Linked DNA regions of Mus musculus: region 2 is linked to region 1. A link is a loop called in an ENCODE intact Hi-C map of the cell type or tissue named here. Cell type or tissue: heart. All regions are shown on one strand.

Region 1 (8,000 bases):
ACACATTTTGTTAACTGCCAAATAGTCACTCATTTCTCATGAAAAGAAGTTGCTGTCAGATTATATTTGTTAATATTTTCATGATCACTTCTGCACCAATATTCAGAAATTTGCTTTTATAATTTTATAATATTATATTATGCATCATGTACTGCTTCTGACAGGTGCTGTTTGTATTTTGGAAATTTTTTTTTGTTTCGCTATCTTCCTTAATTTTCTAATTATTTACAGCTTGAAAATGTTAGTGGCTTTTAATTTACACTATCTGTCGCAGTTACATTTCTAAGGCTGGTGCACAGCACCCAGGAAGCAGAGGTAGGGGGATCTCTGTGAGTTCAAGGCCACCCTGGTCTACACAGAGAGTTCTAGGCCAGCCAGAGCTACATGTAACATCTTGTCTAAAAAAAATACAGGTAATGCCATTAAAATGAATATATCTAGGTACTCAGAACTCTGAGTTAGTTAAATGAGCACCATTAGAATTTAGAAACCATCTTTCCCCAATTTTATCTCATTTCTGTCCCTTTTGTACTGTGATTTTAACACATACATTTCTACATTTAGGTTAAATATTGGTCAGGTTTTTTTCTGTCTTTGTTTTATATACCTGGAATGACATTGGATATATTATTCTGAAATTGTCTTACTATAATTTCATCTGTGCTGATGTGGTCATTATTTTTCACATACACCTTGACTTGCCAATACTTCTTGCTCTTGAGGGATATGTAGGTGGTTTTCAGTCTTTCTTTCTTGTGTAGGTTCATGTGTGTGCTCATGTCTCTGTGTGGTTGTACATGCACCTACATATGTGTGGCGGCCTGAAGTCAATGCCATGTGTATTTCTTAGTTACTCTCCACCTAATTTTTTTTGTGACAATCTCACACTGAATCTGTAGCAATCTTATCCAGGAAGACTGGCTGGACAGCAAGCCCCAGGGATGCACTTGTTTCTGCCTCCCCAGCATGGGGATAATACAATGACCAGCCTTTTATGTGGATTCTAGGGCACTGGAGTCATGCTTGCGTGGCGAGCGTTATACTCATTGAGCCATTTTTTCAACCCCAAATGCCCATTTTAAAGAGCTGTATGTATATGTATGTATGTATGTGTGTGTGTGTGTGTATACATTCACTTAATATCTCATCTTCAAGAGATCTGAGCCATCCCCTACCCCCAACCTTTTACCCACTGAACATCTCCCCATCCAACCCATCTTACCCACTGTGCCGTCTCCTCAGCTTCCAAGGTGCTTTTTTTTAATGTCCTTATTTGAAAACAGGGGAAATGTAATTTTGCATTTATAGTGTCTTGCACTCAGGGTGACACACTGGACACCAGCTCACACTCTGGTGACATGCTGGACAGCAGCTGTGATGTACTGATGTGCGTTGGTAGAACAGAAGTGGCATGCTCTCTCTGATCTCCCACAGCTGTGTGGCAGCATGCTCTGGCAGAGCTGATGCAAGAAAATGAATCTTATCCATAAGACTCAAAAACCATCATTCAATGAGAGGACACCTCGCTACAAAGATTATATGGAAAGTTTTTACTTCTGCAAGAGCGAATCACTACTCTCTGTGCCTAGAGGATGCTGTGAAGGACAGTCTATGGTTTTATATAACTTGGTAAATAACAGCCATGAATTAACACGGGAAATCTGGAACTGTAAAAGGACCTGCAGTTCTGTTATTCACAACATACTTATAGGCTGGCTGGCCTGATAGCCCGGCAGGTAAAGGTGGCGCTTGCCACCAAGCCTGATGATCTGAGTTTGATCCCTGGAACCCACATAATGGAAGGAGAGAACAGATCTCACATCTTCTTGTCTGACCTCCATACACACACTGCGGCTTGCACACACCCACACGTATGCATACACATATGCTTAAGGAAAGTGTGTGTGGTGTAAGTGTAGAAGTTGTCAAATTTTCAAAAGAATATATGAACACGCCCATGCAATGAGCACCTGGATGGAGAAGCGCAGACTATGCCTCTAACCCCTTTTTGGGCTCTGTTCCAGATGCTAGCCCACGTCCTCCACACTCCACCACTCTCCTGACTTTTAACAGTGCACATTAGTACTGGCTCTTGGCCCTTTCTATAAACTGTACGTGCCTTTTGTGTCTGGTTTCTCTCATATTTCTTCAGGGGTGCTGTTCCTATTGTTTTATGTAGTTAACGACTCTGGTAACATTATTAGCACACACACAAGAATTTTCTAGGGCTGTATATATTGAGATATGCTTCACATTTGGATCTATACTATATACAAAAAAAACCCCACAAGTTTTTGTATTATTCTAGATGTATGACTGTTCAAGTTTTATTTCTGGTCTTGTGATAAAACATTCTAACAAAAAGCAATTTACTAGAGAAAAGGTTTAGCTTAGCTTACAATTCCAGGTTATAGTCTATAACTACAGAGAAATCACAGTGGCAGAAGCTTGAAGCAGTTATCTATATCATGCCCACAGTTAAGGTCTTGAAGGAAGACATACATGCATTGTGTGCTGGCTTGCTGGGTTGTGCTCAGCTGTATTTCTTGAATTTTATACATTTGAAGACCCCCCCCCCCCCCCCGCCAAGGGAATGGTGCCACTCACAGTGGGCTGAGTCTTCTCACATTACTTAACTTAATTAATCCAACACCTCATAGACACACCCACAGGCCAGCCCAATGTAAACATTGGACACATTGAGACTCTCTTCCCAGGTGACTCAAGATCAGTGGTTCACAACCTGTAGATTCCAACCCCTTTGGTCAAACCAACCTTTCACAAAGGTTGCAATATAAGATATCCTGCCTGTCAAATATCAGTTCATAACAGCAGCAAAACTACACTTGTGAAGTAACAATGAAATAATTTAATGGCTGGGAGTCACCACAGCATGAGGAGTTGTATTAAAGGGTCACAGCTTTAGGAAGGTTGGGAACCACTGTTCTAGGTGACGTCAAGTTGACGATTGCAGCTAGCTATCACAATGACTATATCTTCTTCCATACCTATTCTTCAGTCATACATTAAACGGTTCCTCGATTTATTTTGACTCTTCAATACATATACCCTTCTTGCTCTCAGTGGACTTAGTTACTGACACACTCACAAGGCTCCTTATGCTGCCTTTATTTTAATGTGCCCCTTTATTGATTCTAAACTACAAATCTGAACATATCACTTGTTTGTAATCTTTGATAAAATCTTGTTCCAAAAGTGTTGTCTTAGTTAGGGTTTTTACTGCTGTGAATAGATACCATGACCAAGGCGACTCTTATAAGGACAACATTTATTTGGGGCTGACTTACAGGTCCAGAGGTTCAGTTCATTATTGTCAAGGTAGGAGCATGGCAGCATCCAGGCAGGCATAGCGCAGGCAGAGCTGAGAGTTCTACATCTTCATCTGAAGGTTGCTAGTGGAAGACTAACTTCCAGGCAGCTAGGATGAGGGTCTTAAGCTCACACCCATAGTGACACACCTACTCTAATAAGGTCACACCTTCTAATAGTGCCAATCCCTGGGCCAAGCATATACAAACCATCACAAGTATATAAAGTTAATATTTTTCAAATCTGCATCTTTGCGTATTAAACACAAAGACTATGAGAAATTGAAAATCAGGCCATGTATATGTTCAGGTGTTACACACATGTGTCTCCATCTCCCCGATGCTTGGATTACAAACTGACACCACTTCACCTGGCTTTTCACATGGATTACGGATTGAGCTGAGGTCTTCCTACTTGTGCAACAAGAGCTTTATTCAGTGAGCCATTCTCTCGGGCCTCTGTAGCAAAACTAAGGCATGTTTGAAAGTTTTATGTAGTTTGCAAAGACATCTCAATAGGACAGTAGAATAAGGAGATGAGAAAGGCAAGCAGTCAGTTCCAAGATCACTCTCTGGAACTGTCTCCACCCCAGAGGGAGAGCTGGCAACCCCTGCTGGCAGCAGCTTTCATGCACTGGGGCATGGCCAGCAGCAGGAACATCTCTTGCTCCCAAGGGATAACATAGGAATCAGTTAATGAAGCGGCTATAAAAAGAATCCCACGAGGTGAGCAGGTCACAGGTACTGATGCTGGTTGACATGGGAATAAATTAAAGCTAAAAATTAGCACTTACAAGACAAAAAAACCCTGATTTGCCAGAACCCTGAGAGCTGGCTAAGTGGCTTTGGCAACAAAGCCTCTGCTTTTAGCTGCTCTGGGAGAAAGTTAACCCCTTCACATGAGACCAGACTCCAAATGGAGCCTTTTACACAACTCTACAAGTGAAACAAAGGAATCAGAATAATAGTAGTGGATGACTGAAAATTTGTAAACATTACAGATAAAAGCAATTTATGACCAGAAGTACTTCCATTTCTAAAGTGCTTTCTGGGAAAGTGTAAAGACTTAAGTTAGATCCTCACGGAGTAAGAAAGTGAAAGCCCTTACATGGGAAGGCTAAGGCCAGCACAGGTGAGCTGTTAATCGCCCAGAGGATCCTGGGAAGGCCCTTGGGTATGCTTGGTTTGTTTATTGCAGTGGCAAAGGGGAAGGGATGCCTTTGAATTGGGTACTGAGAAATCGTCACCAAGAGCCTTCATTCTGGCTTTCCTGAATCTGAATCCAAGTCTCAGTCCTGGGATGCAGGTGTTTCTCTGCTTTTAATTGTCCACCCTTACAAGTAAGGATTATCTTCAGACTTGAGGGTGCCCTGAGGATTACAGAACCATGCCAAATTATTGTTTGTAGGAACAGATTGCTCTTCTTTTTTTTCTTAAATCCAATTATGGGTAACTCTGCTCACCAAGTATGTAACTTTTCCCACCCGAGAGGAAGCCCGTGTCTGCTTATCCCTTGAATCTGTCTGGGCATGGACTTTTTGATTCATAGAAAGAGGAGACAGTGGCATTGTGCCAGGCCAGGCCTCGCTCCCCAGGGACCTTGCAAGGTCCACAAGTTGGCTGACATCGGCTAGGTTATCTGATGGAGCTGGCATTGCAGAGAGAACACGGCATCATCATCAATGTCTTGAGCCATGGCCAGAGGGGTGAGCCAAGGATCAGGCCTGGGCCACTCCATGTATTCCCCAAATTTTCTGCCATTCTGTTTGTGAATTTCGAGGCACTTCAAAATTATTTCATATTCTTCAGGGTGCCTGGTCACGTTCAAGGCAGGAGGCTGATGTCCTCCTGGGAGCGGTTCTCAGTGGGACTAATGCATATAAAGTGGGTGAATTAGGGACCTGGTTCCTGCACTGATGGATGGGAAGACTTGTGGCAACATCTTTGGATTCTGGAACTTCGCTCTCTGACCATCATGAAGGGACAGAGTCTCCAGGGTCCCTTTGCGTAGGACGAGGAACACTCCCAGGAGCTCCTTTTGAATGTCACTGTCTCGTTTCCCTGCTTACCAAGTCAGCGTGCCTCTCTGTTACACCGAGAAGTGATTGCTACCCCCATATTTACATAGTTTCATTTAGCTTTAATTGCACTAGTTACTCGTATACCAGACATTCACCTTTAGTATACACAGGAGAGTTCCGATTTATAAAAATTCACTTATATTGCAGTATTTGAAATACAAACGTTATTAACGGTGTTATCAGTGTGTGTGAGAGAAAGGGAGGAGTCTTATATATCTTATAAGTACTCACTATGTAGCTAGCCCCCTCCTCCTGTCTCCAACTCTTGAGTGGTGGTATTTACAGGTATGAGGCACCATGTCAGGGATTACATGGTGCTGCTGATAAAACCCAGGTCTTCAGTCATACTAGACAATCACTCCACTTTACCAACTGAATCTCATCCTCAGCCTTCCTCCATATATGAATATCTTCAAAACTAGGACAGTAATGAGTCTACTGCTCTACATATGGATTCTTTTTATGACAGTATATCTACGTTTATCTAAAAGTCAAATTGGCCCTGCATAGAATCTATGTATGCCCATGATTTATTGATTTTCCCATCTAACATGACACACATGGGCTATTACTTTTACTCAATAATGCTACAGCCAAAACAAAATTTCCTCAATTTTAGAAATTAATTCTTTTGTAAAGTAGATCACTGAGAAGGATACTGTCTGATGAGGAATAATGTCCAGAGAACAACAACAAAATCAGACTATACTTTTAGATGCTTCATTTTGGAGACATTTGTTAGTCACCATTTCCTAAATTCATGGGACACTGTAAATTCTAAAGACATGAGCAGCCGCTAGACCCCCCACTGAAACTAATTAAAGCCAGGGTCTCCAGGGCAGTCTCCAGATGCATTGCTTGGTAGAAGCTTGCAGAGCAAGTTTCTGACTAGTGTATTTGTTTATTGACCCAATTAGAAAAGTACCAGAAATAAAGCACTTTCCAAACCCTGCTCCCATTAGCTGCAGACGATGAACAGTTACAACTCCAAAGCACACTCCAAGAGCAGTAAAAGTGGATGTCTGGAGACATACCCTCCTGTTTTATTTCCAGAGTTCTATCAGAATGTTATTTTAGCCTTAGGAGAAAATTCAAGACCCATAATAAACAGAAGCAGGGACTGGGGGTTGGGAGAGAGAGAGAGAGAGAGAGAGAGAGAGAGAGAGAGAGAGAGAGAGAGAGAGAGAGAGAGAGAGAGATATCAGCAGTAACTTCCCTTACAGATGACCTGGCCTGGGTTCAGTCTCCAGCACCCATACTGTAGCTCACAACCATTTGTAATTCCAGTTTTAAAGAATCCAATGCCCTCTTCTGACTCCCTTCAGCACTGCATGTATATGGTGTATATTGTATACATGAATGCAAAATACTTATATGCAACAAAGAAAGAGAGAAAGAAGGGAGGGAAGGTGGGAGGGTAGGAGAGAGGGAGGGAGGGAGGGAGGGAGAGAGGGCAGAAGTACACTGGAGGGAAGCCACAGAACCTGGTCACACACAGGCAGTGATATGAGCACATGGCACACTTGCTTCTCCAACTCCTGCAAGCGCTCTCCTTCCACACTTTAAACACATTTCCCTGACACCAAAGAGACCTGTCTATCTCATACACATCTTGCCAGTCAGCCTTTGGGTCAGTTGTGAGTTAGAATATATATACTCATCTCTCTTGTCTATCTTTCTCATTGACTTGAGGGGTCTTTGTGGTCCAGATCTGTGTAACATAGGTTTGACTGCGCTGGATACATAAGAAGAGCGGTCACTGCTGGTTGTGCATTGTGTATTGAATTAAACATGTGTGGTTCAGTAGTTAGTGAGACTCTTGTTGTTGCCTTTCTCTTCTTGGTTACTGTCAAGGAAAAAGAGATCATGTTTCTCTGTGCAGGGTTGTGTTTGCAATGTAGGGAATACGTGTTAAACCATCATTTTTTCCTTCTGGGTGATCATATGAAAACTAAGTGTTGGTACTTTAGATGCTGAAGTCAGAAAAGTATGGAACAACAGTCATATGTAAGGTTTCCAGCCTGCAGCTAGTAGGGCAAGTTACATGTCTGAGTTTCTGGAATGGAGGATGCTTAGTTTGGATAGCAGGGCATTGTCAAGCCTTCATGAATTGAATGACAACAGACTTGGATTATGATACTCTCAGAGGAAGGGGAGAAAGTTCATGGGGAAAGCTGAGTTTGGAAGTTGAGGCAAGTAAGGAGAAGGTCTGAGCGCCCCTGGAGGGAAGGTGACTCCAAACTTGACAAAGATGACCTTGTTCCAAGTGCATCCAGAAACAGCAGAGAACTGGACCTGAAGACACCACTCTATCTGTGACTGTAGTCATCTCAGTAGATGTATGTGCTGCAGATTAGAGAGTTCCTGATGTCTGGGACTCACCAGCTATTTGTGATCCTTGAAGGCAAACAGCACCTCTGATCACTATTGCTGTTGAGCCTAAAACCCATTCAATGATGTGTGTTCAATAGCCACTAGACTGATTTAGGCAGCCAGGGCACAGGTCACTGTGTAAGAAATGAGACCCAAGAAAGTCTGGCTTCCTTCAGCCCCTTTGAAAGGACCGGTGATGTCTTTCTAAATGCTCAAT
Region 2 (8,000 bases), 170 kb after region 1:
TTACACATCCATGGTAAGATGTTCAAGTTTAGAGTTTCTCATTCAGAATGACTTCACGTGTGCTTTTCACCTGTGTGCAGAGTTTTCCATAAGCGCAGTCATGATAGAAACAGAAAGCGTTTTGTTTTGTTTCTTTTGTTTGTTTGTTTGTTTGTTGTTTTTTTAACATCTTTTGTCAGTCTTCTCCCAGCTCTCTTCTCAGGACTGGCAAATGACTCAGTGGGTAAAATGTTTCCTGTGCAAGCAGGAGATCTGACATGGAATTCACCGAACCCACAGAAATACCAGACCTTGTGGCATATGCGTCTGTAATCTCAGATGGGGATGAGCTGCTGGGAGGGGAGGAGAAACAGGTTCCCTGGAAGCTCACAGGCCAGCTGGCTGGTGGTGACTCAAAACAGGAGGCTATCTCAAAGGAGGGAGAAAGCGAAGACCAACACTGGCGGTCTACCACACACTGTAGCGTTTGCACACACACACACACACACACACACACACACACACACACACACAGATACCTACACACACATGCACTAACACATGATAAAATAAATAGCTTTTGGTAATGATTGTAGCACTATATTTACATAGCTAATCACACCAGGATCAGCTCCTGGTGTGACTCTTTAAGGACAAATGAATAACACGTTTTTACCTTAACTTTAAGATTCTCTGTCTTTTAATGGAAGCACCTGCACTGCCCTCTGTGTAACAGGGGGAAGTTGGGCGCGTGGTATCTTATACACTGAGTTTTGACAGAAACTCTTGTACAGTGATGTGAAAGCCTAAATGAAGTATGGAGGAACCAAGACTACAACCAAGGAGAATGGAGACGTTGTGGCCTGTTATCACCACTTTTATGAAGCTGGAGAAAAGTCATTATAGATCACCTTGTCACATAGAAAAGAACCTTTTGTATTTCCAAAACAACAACAAAAACCCTTAATTTTTCTATTGAGTTGGAAATGAACCCCACATGTAAGCACTCTCTTCAGAGATTAAGCAGAAACTAGCTCATATTTCCATAGGATCTAAAGCACAATAGTAACACCTTTTCCACAAGGACCTCCTAAAACTAGCAACTTTTTACTGGTGTTTTATACAACTTAGTTGTGACCAAAGATAATCCAAGTTATAATGTAATCCACTACATTATATAATGGAATCCAATCCATTATAGGCCGCCATCTACGGGAGCTGTCGTGACAGTCACTGCAAGTGGGGCTTCTCATCAGAGCAGGAACATGGTGACACATGTTCCTAAGACACAAAACACTTGGGTTTTTTTTTTAACCCTTAAAGGTTTATTTCAGTGTGTGTGTGTGTGTGTGTGTGTGAGAGAGAGAGAGAGAGAGAGAGAGAGAGAGAGAGAGAGAGAGAGAGTCAGTCTACAGGCCCATGTAGGTACCCAGGGAGGCCAGAAGAGAAAGTAGAATGACTAGCGGTCGGAATTACATGCAATTGTGAATTGCCGGATGTGGGTGCTGGGAACATCACGCTGGTCCTCTGCCAGAGCAGCAAGTGCTCTTAACCACTGAAGCATGGAGCACTTCCTCCACACAGAGGGCGATGGGTGTACACATACTGTATTGACCTTAAATTCCCCATCCAGACTCCAATCAAAATGCCCTCCTCAGCACTCCAAGAATCAGGAACAACTACAGGGGAGTGGTAGTGTACAGTTTCCTCTGGACACAGAAATTTGGGAGAAAGTCAACAAAGCAGGCATCTTGCCTTCGCTGCCACAAGGCTATCCGTTAGCAAAGGCCAGCCTCTGAGGTACCCTCCACAGTGTCTCCCACGTGACCCCGCGCACCCTGCAAGGCCAACCCCCTGGCAGGGCATCTTCTGTCTCCAGGCTTCCCTCTGGTGGCTGGCATGACCCTTCTTCTATCCACGGGTAGATTTTTCCTTCTCCTCTTGTCAGCCCAAAGCTCTCCTATGTATCCTTCAGAATCCAGGCTACATTTCTTTTTGTCTCACATCATCCCGTGCCAGTGCTGATCCAGGGACAGGGGAATCCCTCTCCCCACCGCCTCCCACTTCACACACAAACTTCAGATCACTATCAGTCTTCTTTGTAGGAGGCTTTGACTCAGTTTTACATTGCAGAGTTCTCATCTTCTGAGCAATCAAGGGGAACTATGACACTGTATAAGCATGTAAGCATCTTTCTGGCGCTGTAAACCGATGCGCCTTTGTCGTCGTTGGCCATTCCCCTTCTGCTGCTGTTTAAACAAGACCCCAAGCAACTGCTTCAGACCGCCCTAAGCCGGGATGAATAAAAGGGGAACACTGCCCTCTGGAGGCTGCAAAGAGAAGAGGGCTTCGTGTTTGGTCTCTAAAGGAAAGAAAGTAGCATCCTATTTCACAAACTCAAAGGCAGGCAGGTGAGCTTCCATGAGCACCGCTAGAGATGGAGTCATCTGTCCACAGGGGATATATTTTTAAGAATCTGAGAGAAATCAGAGACATAATTTTGAAATGAGCAAGTGAAGGTCATTCCTGAGACTCCAGTTGTCTACTGGGAGTCCCTAATGCTCGAGGTACCTCATGTTTGATGTAAGGTGTTTTGCTGGAGAGGGTAATTCTATGTATGTGGAAGAAATGCAAAAACCGATCCAAACCAAGCCAAACCAAACAAACCAACCAAAAAAAAAAAAAATAAAAAAAAAAAATAAAAAGAAGAAAAAGAAGAAGAAGAAGAAGAAGAAATGAAACAAAACAAGAACCCAATAAGAACCCAATTAGTCCGTGTGGTGGTGCAAGTCTTCAGTCTTAGCATTCAGGAGACAAAATTGAGATGATTAGGAGTTCAAAGCCAGTCTCATCCATTTAATGAGTTCAAGGCTAGGTTGTTCACAGAGATACCCCCCTCCCATACACACAATTCAGAAAAAAAAAGTACCAACCAACAACTCTATGCTATATATTTCTTAATATTTTTGACACAAAGAGTAATGCCTAAAATTCATTTCCCTCTATAACATTGTAAGGGAGTTAACCAATAAAACACTTTTTGTTGGGGGTTGGTAGATTGTAAGAACTCATTAGTCTCCCTGTGGTTAAACCCTAGGGCAAAGAAAATAAATAAAGTTAAATTAAATTAAAACAGTTTTCTATTGGTTAAAAAGAATAAAAAGGGAAAATGGAAGACAAGCACCCACCTGGAACAAGACGGAGAAACAAAATGGCGGTTATTTACCTGAAAGAGAAGAGCCAGGGAACAGGCAAGAGTGGGTGGGTATCCTGGAGCCTCTGCAAGCCCACAGGCAGTTAGAAGAGTTTGAATGGAAGCTGCGCAGACAGAAATTCCAAGTGAGGCTGTTAACTGTGAGTAGCAGAGAAAGTCAGCACTTTCCATTTCCATGGGTGTGCCTTCACAGGCATGTGTACACACACCTGCAAGTGCAGGGCATGGTGGGTGGCCTGCCCCATAGTTGCTTCTTAGTGAGTCGCCCAAGTTCATCCTGGAATCTCCAGTTCAGGAACTCAGAGCTTCCGTCTCAATATTTTTAACGTTTCAAACTCGCGATGCAAGTCTGTAAGTACCAACCCTCCCCTGCTTGGAACTTCCTACCATAGACATCCCATACATCAGGACCCTGTTTTCATCTGGTCCAGTGCAGGATGCTGAGCTGTGCTTGAGGCGCCGGCGCTGGAGCTGGTGGAGAGCGCCACCTGCTGTCGCTCGTTGTGCCTTGTGTGCTGTGTGTTCCAGAGCTTCCGCCACTTGGACATAGCTTTCCTCAAGATAGTCTTGGTTCTTTTGGGTCATTTTGCCCAAATGCAAACGCATTTGCATTGTGGAGGGTGATGATAACCGAGAGAAAAACCTCAAATGAAACACAGTTTCTGCATGTTTAACCCACAGTAAAGGAGAGGAAAAGAAAAACTGGCCAGCTTCTTCTTCTTCTTTTTTTTTTTTTTTTTTTTTTTTGAGACAATTTTACAAGGTCAGTTAGAGAATTCAATTCTGTGCCCCAGGAAAAGCATCTAAAAGCCATTCTCCCGGCTTTATAAGATAAACGAGTTGGAATAGCATCGATATTGAACACTCTCAAATTAGCAAACAGCTTCGTCCCTGGCTCATACAGGGAACCCATTCAGTCAGCTTGACTGTAAAATTCTCCAGCATTGGTTTCAGCCCCATGGACCCCCCCTTGCCACCCCCACACACTGTGCTCCACTTCTGTTTGCAAAGGGAGGCTAGAGGAGGGGGAAATGAAAGAGGCGTAGGTTTAGAAGACCCACTAAATACAGAAGGTGGGGTCTCTAGTACCACACACATCTCTTTAATGTGATTGATTGGAGGGAAACCCTTCTTATATTTTTGGTTGTGAGCCTAGCCTTTAATGGCTGATCCATCTCTCCAGCCTGGGGTAAGCATTCTTGACAACAACCCAATGTGTGTGTGTGTGGGGGGGGGGGGGTGTGTGTCTTATTTTCTTCTGATCCCTGGCTTTCTCAGCAGTCTTTACTCACACACCACCTTTGCAGCTATAATTATACAAGGCACCCTGTAATGTGAGTCAAAATGCGCTGCACTGGAAATCTGAAGAGCTGGGCTTAGTTTTAGTGCTTTACAGCAACTGCAGAAGTGGCCTCAAGGTGCTAAAATTCCCCCCTAGATTCCAGTTATTTCACAGGTAAGAAAGGTATGTACTTTGGTGGCCAAAACCGTATCTGACCTTGGAGGCATGTCATGTATTGTGACCATAAGAACGCCCATTAATAAGACTACATTTTTAGAATAGTATAATTAAAAGGAATAATTTGTAAAGGTGATTTAGCCTTCGGAATCCCCAGTTGACAGAAGCAGTGGGCACGCTACTGTATTGTTATCATCACTCCTTAAGATGATGGCATAGAATTTTGTTGGGTAGCCTGAGAGAATTGCATCTGAGTGTGTGACTAACAAGAGTTCAAGTTTAAAGCACAATTCGTGTGAAATATCCAACAGAGAAGATAGCTTCATTTCACAATCATGCTGGTATCTTGAGTTGAATTACCACTCTCAAAAATTATCATCGTAAGCCACAGAGATCGGGGCTTTGTATCTGTGCCAGTAACAAGTTATTTAGTCTGGAATCAGCTAAGGCTGCCTTATGTTGGCCCTCATACTGCAATGCAGACATCTGTTTAGGGAAGCTGATGTGTGTAGCTATCCTATTTTTTATTTGTGTAGTATATTTTGAAAAAAAAATTGGTTTAGAAATCTTTTTACATGTATTATTTACTGTGTGCCTGTGAGTGAAGTGGAAATGTAAGGGTTCTTTGTAAAATCGGCTGGATGGTGTTTTGTTTGAGAAAACACATGAAGGAACATTTTGCTGAAGCAGACACAGGAGAGAGGATGTGCTGCTCAAACAAGCATGTGAAAGGAAACGTGATGAAAGATGCTGTGCTAATGACACACGTTTATTGTTCTGCCTTACAATGAGCAGTTGAACTGCGTTTGTCAGGATGCCATAGAGAGAAATGACCACAATCTTCTGGCGGTGTACTGCAGTTTCTTGCTGCTTCCCCGGACTTGGGCTCATTGAATGCACATGCAAGGCACGTGGAGGACACCTGATGTTTGGAGGGTATAAGTAGGACTCCATGGAGTGATGAAAACAGAGAGCTTGGTTTGCCGGTACAGCTAGCTGTCAATGCTGTAGGTCTTGCATCTTCAGTGATCATCCTTTCCCTGAAAGAGGCACAGCTGAGAACTTCTCCTGGTGTTCCTGCTGGTCCCTCCTGCTGACTTAAGCTGAGACTGAAGCCTGGCTGTCTCTGCTAGGTTGTGTCACCGATGTTACCAACTCTACCAAATTGGACTGTGGTATATCTGTGAAGTGTTTGAGAGTGGATGAAGCTGCCACTGCCTGCTAACCTGTGAAGTGAACTGCGGATTTTCAGACAACATAGACAGGAGTTGCTCCAAAGAACAACTAAACAGGCCCACTTTCCCCTTATCCTTCCTTTTCCACTACCTTCAGTGGGTGGTGGGTTACAAGGAAGGTTAAAGGACCATCATTAAACATAGGGTTTGAAAAAATTAAGGTTACATACCATGGAGTGTTTGTGGACATCAGAGGACAGCTTATAGGAGTCAGTTCTCCCTGTCACCAGGTGGGTCTTAGTTGATTGACTTCAGGTTGTCAGACTTGGCAGCAAGTGTCCCTAACCACTGGGCCATCTCATTATCCCTACAAATATTTTTTTTAAAAAAATTAATGTCTTTAAGGTTGAGAGCAATGGTAATATTATTTCCCAAGTAATTTATAATTTCCCAAAGAGTACAAACTGAATATTTGCATATCCAAGTATAGTCAATGATATAACAATGATTATCTTGAGTTAAAAACAAATACGGAAGCAATGACAAAAATCCACACCCACCCAGTCTGTAGGGCATTGTGAGACAACAATTTCCATAAAATCAGCATGGTTCAAGTAACTAGACAGTGTGACCATAACTGCCTTTCATTCTTTCCCAGTTCTCTTAACTTCCTTTAGGGATCAAATCACTAAATTTGAGGCGAAATGATATTAAAATAAGACCAGAAAGGCATCTGAAATGCTTAATGATGTGCCAGAATGCACTCATGGCTCTTTCTTTCCTTTTTATCTCCCCTCTCCTGTTGGGGTCATTTTGTCCCCGCCACTGAATCACGAGCTTCCGGACACTAGGCAATGCATTCAGGGAGTGTAAAAAAGTTAGACCCTCAGTGGCACTGGCAACTCATCTCTTACTCCCCTCGGTGCTTTCTCACAGCTAGCCCCTTCCATTGCCCCAAAACCTCAGACTCAGTAAAAGGATGTATCCATTCTTCTTCTAAGTCCATCCCAGCGTATCTTTCTGCTTCTGGATGGCCTTTTTTTCCCAAAGGGACTATAAGCACAGCCATCGCAAACCCGTCATAGGATGCTTTGGATAGCAATTTTCACCTTTCCTTCCGCTTCACTCATGTATCCCAATCTCCACATCAGGACCATTTGCACTGCTTTGCATGGCTCATCCACTAGAAATAGCATGCTGCCTATCTAGTGAGGTCGTGACAGTTATAAAATCCCGCAAATACTCTCCCCGGTGTGCTGTAGCACTTCAGGCTCTGGTTTAATTGGTGATGCCTTATAAAGGTTACTGGGTTTGCGTTAGCTTCTAAAAATAAACAAGACTATTCAGTTAAGTCTAACTTTTTCTTATTAACTTACCAACTATCAAGAGACTTGGGTCCACTATGTGAAGCTGAAGGCAACTTTGAAGTCTGACATTTTAAATAAAAACAAAATCTATTTTCTATTTCCCAAACCAGCTAGAACATCTTTTATGTGGAAAGGTCAGTTTTTAAAATGGTCTGATAACTTGCCAGCTGTTGAACTATCAGAAAGGAAAAAAATTATTTAGAAATATGTATTCCATCCAAGTACAGAGTAAGTAGCAATTTTGATATTTAGTATACCATCCAGAATATTCTCTTAAGGAAAAACTCTTAAGGCAAAGCCTACTTTTCGCTTGTTTTGTATTTTCTTGAGTTTCTTTAGGGAATCCAATTACTTAAACTTGGTGCAAAAAGCATTAATTATATCAAAGTAAAATAAAGTATATAAGATATTTATTGATGGCCTAGGATGTATTCATGAGTTTCACTTGCCTTTTTTGGTCCTCTTTTCTGTTTGTTTTTGATTTTTAAGATCTATTTTATTTTATATGTAAGAGCATTCTGCCTGCATGTGTGTGAGTGTGTACTATACACGTTTGCATTGCCTGATGTAGGTCAAAAGGGACTTCCATCTCCTGAAACTGGAGTTACAAACAGTTGTGAATCACTATGTGGACGCTAGGATGCAAACTGGGATTCTCTGGAGGAGGAGCCAGTGCTCTTCAAGGCTGCCAGAGAACTTGCTGATTTTTCCTAGGACCTCATTTTGGTTCCAATACCTACCTGTCATTCAACTACAGGGTATCCAACACCCTCTTGTGGTATCCTCACTTAAACACGCACACACAC

What was found. Peaks named below come from ENCODE experiments on the same cell type or tissue, not always from the same donor. Only the 100,000 strongest peaks of a DNase experiment are listed, where the experiment ranks them.
Region 2: it touches region 1 in a loop (4-fold over the local background); 2 of 42 quality-filtered maps call a loop at or near these places.

The regions. Positions count from the first base shown.
Region 1 is chr9:111,741,443-111,749,442 of GRCm38, forward strand. No RefSeq gene overlaps it. Among named protein-coding and RNA genes, the nearest start is that of Stac, 55 kb to the left of the region's middle. In heart, a CTCF peak has its summit at 3,955 (motif pointing left); no DNase peak of the experiment used is centred here.
Region 2 is chr9:111,915,084-111,923,083 of GRCm38, forward strand. It overlaps 4930545L08Rik (RIKEN cDNA 4930545L08 gene), which reads right to left and starts at 3,646. Exons shown (of 2, transcript NR_166641.1): 1 at 3,206-3,646. In heart, CTCF peaks have their summits at 2,313 (motif pointing left) and 3,684 (motif pointing left); no DNase peak of the experiment used is centred here.